Regions from separate parts of the Homo sapiens genome. Here region 2 is linked to region 1. Evidence: read pairs that join two places in POLR2A ChIA-PET (ENCODE). Cell type or tissue: HepG2. All regions are shown on one strand. Region 1 overlaps NARF (nuclear prelamin A recognition factor). Region 2 overlaps WDR45B (WD repeat domain 45B).

Region 1 (4,000 bases):
GAAAAAAAAAAAAAAGAAGGCCAGGTACGGTGGCTTATGCCCGTAATCCCAGCACTTTGGGAGGCCAAGGCAGGTGGATCACTTGAAGCCAGGAATTCAAGACCAGCCTGGCCAACATGGTGAAGGCCGAAAAAAAAGAAACAAATGGATGCACATCTATCAATATATAAGAGAGGTAGGATAATATTTCAGGTCAACAGGGGAAGAACAGAAGATGCTGGAACAATTTGATTTTTTCAAATAGAAAAGAATGTATCTGGCCGGGTGTGGTGGCTCACGTCTGTAATCCCAGCACTTTGGGAGGCCGAGGCGAGCACATCACTTGAGGTCAGGAGTTCGAGACCAGCCTGGCCAACATGATGAAACCCCATCTCTACTAAAAATGCAAAAATTAGCTGGGCATGGTGGTGCCTGCCTGTAACTCTAGCTACTTGAGAGGCTGAGGTAGGAGAATTGCTTGAACCCAGGAAGGAGAGGTTGCAATAAGCTGAGATCACGACACTGCACCCCAGCCTGAGAGACAGTGAGAGACTCCATCTCAGAAAAGAAAAAAAAGGAAGAAGAATGTATTCACATCGCACACCGTACTAAAATATAAGTTGTAGACTGGACAAGCAGCATAAGATAAAATATAAACTGTCAATAAACATCATCTAGGGTAACCAACTTCTCTAAATAAGCAAGAAAATGCAAATGAGATACAATTCTCTATGTATCAGGGGGGAAAAAACTGAATTTGATATTGAATGTGACCAGGATGGCTGCACACAGCTGTTTGCCCCTATCACTTAGGGAAGCATAAAGTGACACAGACACTTTCAAGGGTTTTTGCAAAAACCGTTGACACCACAGAATTAAGTCTCTAGTAGTCTGCAAAGCTGTATCCACTAAGTCTGTTCAACGTAACAAAATGGCTGAAGCCATTCTGTTCCCTGAAAGGCCAAGGGTGAGCAGGTGGGGACGGGTATGCATGGCGAACCTGGCTGATGGGTGGGGGGCATCTCCTGGTTCAGACCATCCTATCCAGGCAGCCTGCTGCTTGCTAACGGAGTTCCCGTGCAAGTGCATATAAGTCAGGGTACACCCAGACACAACTAATGCTGGCAACACAGAGGACATGTGTCTCTATCTGCAATTGTGATCTAGGTCATGGGTGGTGGCTGATGCCTATAATCCTAACACTTTGGGAGGCTGAGGCTGGAGGATCGCTTGAGCACAGGAGTTCAGGACCAGCCTGGGCAACATGGCAAAACCCTGTCTCTACAAACAATACAAAAATTAGGCAGGTGTGGTAGCACGCGTCTGTAGTCCCAGCTGCTCTGGAGGCTACAGGGAGCCTCCAGAGGTGGGAGGATCACCAGAGTCTCCCCACTGAGACTCTCTCCACTGCACTCCAGCCTGGGTGAGGCCCTGTCTCACAAAGAAAAATATTGTGATCTAATTGCTGCTGGATGACTTGTCCAGAAGCCATGGGGGTGAATGGCAAACGCTGAGAAGGCTCCTTGGCTGTCCCCTATGCCACCCACTTGTGCCAGTCAGTGTTTCTTGAGGCCCCTACCTTGCTCTAGCACACTACCTACTGTGAATGGGCTCCTACACCCTGGGCAGGGTAGGATGCCGGTGCTTCCCGTGGAGGTGACAGCATGGAAACCAAGAAGTGCTTTTCAGCCTCATCTGCCTTTGTCTCTTTCTCTTTCACCTGTGATATGGTTTGGCTCTGCGTCCCCACCCAAATCTCATGTGAAACTGAAGGCTGGGCCTGGCAGGAGGTGACTGGGTCATGGGGGCGGATCTCCCACTTGCTCTTCTCATGATAGTGAGTGAGTCCTCACAAGATCTGGTTGTTTACAAGGGTGCAGCACCTCCCCCTTTACTTGCTCTCTCCTGCTGCCACGTGAAGACATGCTTGCTTCCCCTTCACCCTTCCGCCATGGTTGTTCCCTGAGGCCTCCCCAGCCATGTCTCCTGTAGATCCTGTGGAACTGTGAGTCAATTAAACCTCTCTGCTTTATAAATTAGCCAGTGTCACGTAGTTCTTTGTAGCAATGTGAGAATGGACTAATACAACCTGTCTCACGGAAAGACAAGTGGCACCTCTCGTTCTGTATAGGAGGTCTGCAGGGATGAGCTGAAGGAAGGAGCTTTGGGAATTTTTACTTCCTTGGAGTGTCTCTGCCTTGCCCCAAGCTGATCGGTCTATTAGAACATAACTCTCGTGTCCGAAAACGTGCAGCCGAGGCAGAACAGCAGGAGCTCCGGCTCTGTGCTGCCCGCATGATCACCAACACCCGTGTTACCTGACCTCACCAGGCAGAGGCCCCGCTTAAGCCACAGGAGCCTGAGGGGTGATGCCAGCCCCCCACCACTGCCTGAGCATTATTAAGGGAGCAGGAAATTGTGCGGGGATTTTGCTCTTGATGGAGAGGTTTGGAAGGTCAAAGCAGGATGTTAGCAACACCAGGAAAAGGCTGAGATGTGCATCCGATGTCCCAGCAGAGGCTTCTGTGCAGGAAGCCAGGCCTCACCTCCACTTCCTCCAGGTCAGCTCCCCAGCATCAGCAAATGCCCCGAATGCCTTACCTTGTTAAGGTTCAGAACGCGGAAGAAGTCCTTGGCATTTTGCTGGGAAAGTTGGACTCCTTCCTCTGCAGTCATACAGCTGTCACATGCCAGGCAGTCGCTCAAAAATATCTTGGCATCAGCCAACTTGTGGAATTCTCCCTTCTATGAAAGATGACGTTTCAGCATGATTATTCAACAAATACTCTTTAATGTGCTTCTTTAGAGAGGGTAACACCCATATACAGAATTCACAGTAAACATTGGAGATAATACCAGGGTCCAGGCCTGGTGCTCAAGGGGCTGGAAGCAGGACAGTCTCTGCCACTGAGCAGCTCAAGGTGGTGAAGGGACACAGGACACAGGGCCCAGCCCACAATGACACTAGGGAACCATGCAGATGACAAGGGTGGAACCCAGCCCTAGCACTGTCACGTGGTAGGAAGTAAATGACCCCTGTGTTCTGGAAGCTCACCCCACTGCTAGACCCCTTCCTCCTAGACCCCTTCCTCTTTGGTGCCTGTGATCCAGCCCTCTGACTGCTCCTCTAGCTCTGTGCCCCCTCTTACCATCCCACGGCTCCCTGAGGCCACCCACAGCCCTGGCCTCTCCCTTGAGGCTCAGAACTTTACAACTCAGTGCTGGCTCTGGGTTTGCACTCGGACATGTAACAAGATGCTTATCCTGACCTGGATGTAGAGTCACTCTTTGATCCCCTCCACCCTCTCCTTCCTGACTGGCCCTTGTGCTCCCCGACATCTGCTAAAACATAAACCACACCTCTGCTCTGCTCAGACAGCTGCCCCTCACACAGAGGGCCTGGGCAAAGCCAGTGGCCCCTGTCTGCCCGGGTCCCATCACAGCCCCCTTGGTCTCCACACGTCCAGCCCCACTGGCCCTTGCTGCTCTCGCCATCCTTCTGCATGAAGCAACCTCTAAGAGCCCCAGGCTCACCCTGGGTGGCCTTCAGCAGAGACGATGTCCAACACCTGCTAAAACAGCACCACCCCCTCACCCGTCTCTTCCCTCCCCACCCATCTGTACTTATGTTGCTGACTGCTAGCAGGAGTCTGTCCCTCCTCGCTAAAATGTAAGCTCATGAGAGCTTGAACACTGTCTTGTTCTCTTGTTCCTCAGCACTTCCAAGAGGTACTGCACACAGACAGTGCTCAATAAATAACTGGTGGATGAACATATGAATACTCTGAAGCTTACAGGAGTAATGTCAATAAATTACAGAAGCTCCTCAGGTAGTCCATGCATTCGTTTTTCTTTAAAACTTGATTTGACAGGAGACGGCTATGGATGTGCCTCCTCCTTCCACAGCGTGCTACGAACCGCAGCTCGGGTGTCACCTCTGCCTCCTGCCTACACATGACCCCATGTCTCTGTGCAGCCCACTCAACCTGGGATCTTGTTCTGCTGCAGATGGGCACTCAGG
Region 2 (4,000 bases), 170 kb before region 1:
CTGTAGTCCCAGCTACTTGGAAGGCTGAGGCAGGAGAATCACTTGAACCCAGGAGGCGGAGGTTACAGTGAGCCGAGATCGTGCCACTGCACTCCAGCCTGGTGACAGAGCGAGACTCTGTCTCAAAAAAAGTACATAAATGATGTTGTTTCACAGTGTTTTCTACTTTATGCTTTTCTGTGTTGTTTTATAGAAATGATGCATAATTTTTATAATGGGAAATAAGGTTTTCTTTAAAAATAAAACTCCACAGAAATAGGAACGAGAAACAGGGACTGCACGACATGACAGAGGCAAAAATAAAAAGGTTATTAGCCTCAAGTGCTAGAATGGTTGATTTTCACTCATTTGTATAAAGTGATTCATTTTTCAAGCATCTCTTAGTGGAATAGAAGTTATGCCAGTATTCAGACATCCCCTTTCCCCATTTTCTTTTATTAGTTTCTTGTGTTTTGCAGCAGGCTCTGTTGGGAGAGTCTGGGCCTGTCAAGATGTGGTGTAATTATATATTTTGGTTTTCACCCTGGCCGGTAACTCCCACAGACCTGGTTAGTCTTTTTGTTACAATATTGGCCCTCAGGGGAGGCCTCTGACCTTCTCCTACCCCCCTTTCACCCTAACGTGTCCTGTCTCCCCACCACCACCCCACCTTCCTTCCTTTCTTTTCTTTTTTCTTTCTTTCTTTCCTCCTCCCCCCTCCCCTCCCCTCCCCTCCCCTCCCCTCCCCTCCCCTCCTCTCCCCTCCCCTCCCTTTCCCTCCCCTCCCTTTCCCTCGCCTCCCCTCTTCTTTGACAGAATCTCTCCCAGGCTGGAGTGCAGTGGCTCCATCTTGGCTCACTGCAACCTCCACCTCATGGGTTCAAGCGATTCTCGTGCCTCAGCCTTCCAAGTAGCTGGGATTACAGGCACATGCCACCACACCTGGCTACGTTTTTTTGTTTGTTTTGTATTTTTAGTAGAGATGGGGTTTCACCACGTTGACCAGGCTGGTCTCGAACTCTTGACTTCAAGTTATTTGTCTGCCTCGGCCTCCCAGAGTGCTGGGATTACAGGCATTAACCACCACACCCCCACCCTTTCTAATTGTGGGTCTCAGGACCCTCCCCAGAGAAGGCCGTACCCTCTGCCCCTGGGAAAGGAATGCTGATATCATGAAGCTTCCATAAAATCCCAAGGAGACGGGGTTCAGAGAGCTTCACGGAAGCTTTGTGTCCTTCCCCTAATACCTTGCCCTATGCATCTCTTCATCTGTATCCTTTGTAATATTCTTTGTTATAAACTGGTAAACATAAGGAAGTGTTTCCCTGAGTTCGGTGAGCCGTGCCAGCAAATTGAACCCAAAGAAGGGGTCACGGGAACCCCAACTTGAAGCTGGTCAGTCAGAAGTTTTGAAGGTTCTAACTTGTGACTGGTGTGTGGTGCAGTCGGTCTTGGGGACTGAGCCTTCAACCTGTGGGATCTAATACTCTCTCCAGGTAGATGGTGTCAGAACTGAGTTAGAGGAAGACCAGCTGGGGTTTGCTGTGCGGTTTCTGCTTTAGTCACAGAAGTCTTCTGTGTTGGTGATTGTGTGAGAATAGAGACCATGATTAGAGGAGAGGGTTTTTCTCTGTACCACAAGGACTGGGGTGTACCTCAAGTTTTCCTCAGCTGATGTTTAGTAGGAGCCTGTTTTGTGTCCTACGCAACCTATTGCTGCAATTTTAGTTGCTGTTACAGACAAGTCCGACCGCCAGGGACCCTTAGAGATGTAGACGCTGACATCCTGGGCAGGCTTGGGCATTTCTTCTTTTTGTGGGTATAAAATGTTCCAGGAATAAATAAATGCTCAGTGCTGTGAAGTAAAACCAGCACTCAGGCAAAAGTTTAATTCTCTCAGTAAGGCAATTTACTTCTGCAGAAGGGTGCCCCTTGCATCAGTCAAGATGGCAAGAGCACAGAGAACAAAGGAGACCGGGGGTTTTTATCCTGAACGCAGTCCCTATCTCTGTGTCACTCCCCTATGGGCTGGGGTCGGACTGCACAATCTGAGCTGACCCAATAGGCTACTTGTACATATTTTTCTAAATATAGAAGGGGAGGGGGATGTGAGGTACAGAGGTGGAGCGTGTGAGACGTGCAGTTTCAGGGGAACAATGTGTACAGGTAACCAAGGGAACAGGTGTGAGTTATTGATTAGAGTTGACGGGAAGCGGGTAGGCTGTTTACAGTAACTAGGGGCAAGGAAGAACAAGAAAGTCGAGTTCGAGAACAAAGGATAAGGAAGTTAACAGGCTAAATAAACCCTTTGAAGAGAAACTCAGAAAGATTTATTGTATCTTACATTTTTCTGTAACAACGAATATCCTTTGTAATATTTCAGTACCAGCCCTTGGGATCTGGAACATAGAAAGCTCTGAATGTAACCCTGGTCTTTCTGTGGGGAGACCCTTTCCCCCTCTTCAGCTGCAGGAGGTGGGGGTCAGGTATTATGGGAGAATCTCTTTGGCGGGGTTTAGAAGTCCTCTCTAATTCCTGAAGTTTGGCTCTTACCTTTGATTACTTCTCATTCCAGGAAAGGCCTTAACTCTCCTTCTCTGCCTCTTCACTTGATTCTGAAAAATCTGTTTTTCTTTTTTTTCTTTCCATTTTTAAAACCCAGAGACCGCATAGCTAACTGTGCCTGTGACTGACTGTGTTTGTCTTCTTTTTTTTTTTTTTTTTTTGAGACGGAGTCTTGCTCTGTCACCCAGGCTGGAGTGCAGTGGCGTGATCTCGGCTCACTGCAACCTCCACCTGCCGGGTTCAAGTGATTCTCCTGCCTCAGCCTCCCGAGTAGCTGGGACTACACAGCTGGCTGATTTTTGTATTTTTATTTTTTATTTATGTATTTATTTGAGAGACGAAGTTTCACTCTTGTTGCCCAGGCTAGAGTGCAGTGACGCGATCTCGGCTCACCGCACCCTCTGCCTCCCGGGTTCAAGTGATTCTCCTGCCCCAACTTCTCGAGTAGCTGGGATTATAGGCATGCGCCACCACACCTGGCAAGTTTTGTATTTTTAGTAGAGACGGGGGTTTTCCATGTTGGTCGCGCTGGTCTTGAACTCCCGACCTGAGGGATCCACCTGCCTCGGCCTGGCCTCCCAGAGTGCTGAGATTATAGGTGTCAGCCCCTGCACCCAGCCAACATTTCTTTACTTAACCATTAGCTAGAATCACATCTTGCTAAGGGAATGACTTGTTGCTTTTAGAACTTGAAAAGACGGCTGCGCACAGTGGCTAATGCCTGTAATCCCAGCACTTTGGGAGGCCGAGGTGGGTGGATCTCCTGAGGTCAGGAGTTCGAGACCAGCCTGGCCAACATGGTGAAACGCCGTCTCTACTAAAAATACAAAAATTAGCTGGGTGTGATGGGCGCCTGTAATCCCAGCTACTTGGGAGGCTGAGGCAGGAGAATCACTTGAACCCAGGAGGTGGAGGTTGCAGTGAGCCAAGATCGCACCACTGCACTCCATCCTGGGCGACAAGAGCAAAACTCCATCTCAAAAAAAAAAAAAAAACCTGAAAAGACTTATGATATAATCAAGCATTAATAACTTTATTAATAAGCCTAAGATCATGTAGTTTATAAAAGGGCTAAACATTGTCTCTCGGTTAAATAGTGTTTGAAGAGTACATTAGTGACCTTGACATAATTCTCAGGTCACTCAGATGTGTTTCTAAAACTTACTGAACCTACATTGAGGAAATAGTTACACTTCTGACACCTGGGGCAAAGAAGGTCTTCAGTGGCAGCATTTTTTAAAAAAAAAATTATGGTAAAAAATTATGTAAAATAAAATTTACCATCTTAACCATTTTTAAGCGCATAGATCAGTAATGTTGAATATATTCACATTGTTGTTAAACGGACCTCTAGAATTTCATCTTGGGAAGCCAAAGTCTACATCCATCAATTCTGCCTCCCCTGTCTCCTAGTAACCACCGTGCTACTTTTCTGTCTCCATGAACTTGACTGCTG

The links. Peaks named below come from ENCODE experiments on the same cell type or tissue, not always from the same donor. Only the 100,000 strongest peaks of a DNase experiment are listed, where the experiment ranks them.
Region 2: POLR2A ChIA-PET joins it to region 1 with 5 read pairs; 2 of 35 experiments call an interaction of 5 or more read pairs at or near these places.

What each region holds. Positions count from the first base shown.
Region 1 is chr17:82,463,011-82,467,010 of GRCh38, reverse strand. It overlaps NARF (nuclear prelamin A recognition factor), which reads right to left. Exons shown (of 11, transcript NM_012336.4): 3 at 2,581-2,724. Among named protein-coding and RNA genes, the nearest start is that of NARF, 6.3 kb to the right of the region's middle. In HepG2, no CTCF peak of the experiment used is centred here; no DNase peak of the experiment used is centred here.
Region 2 is chr17:82,634,966-82,638,965 of GRCh38, reverse strand. All of the region lies in intron 2 of WDR45B (WD repeat domain 45B), which reads left to right. Among named protein-coding and RNA genes, the nearest start is that of WDR45B, 11 kb to the left of the region's middle. In HepG2, no CTCF peak of the experiment used is centred here; a DNase peak (open chromatin) is centred at 2,189.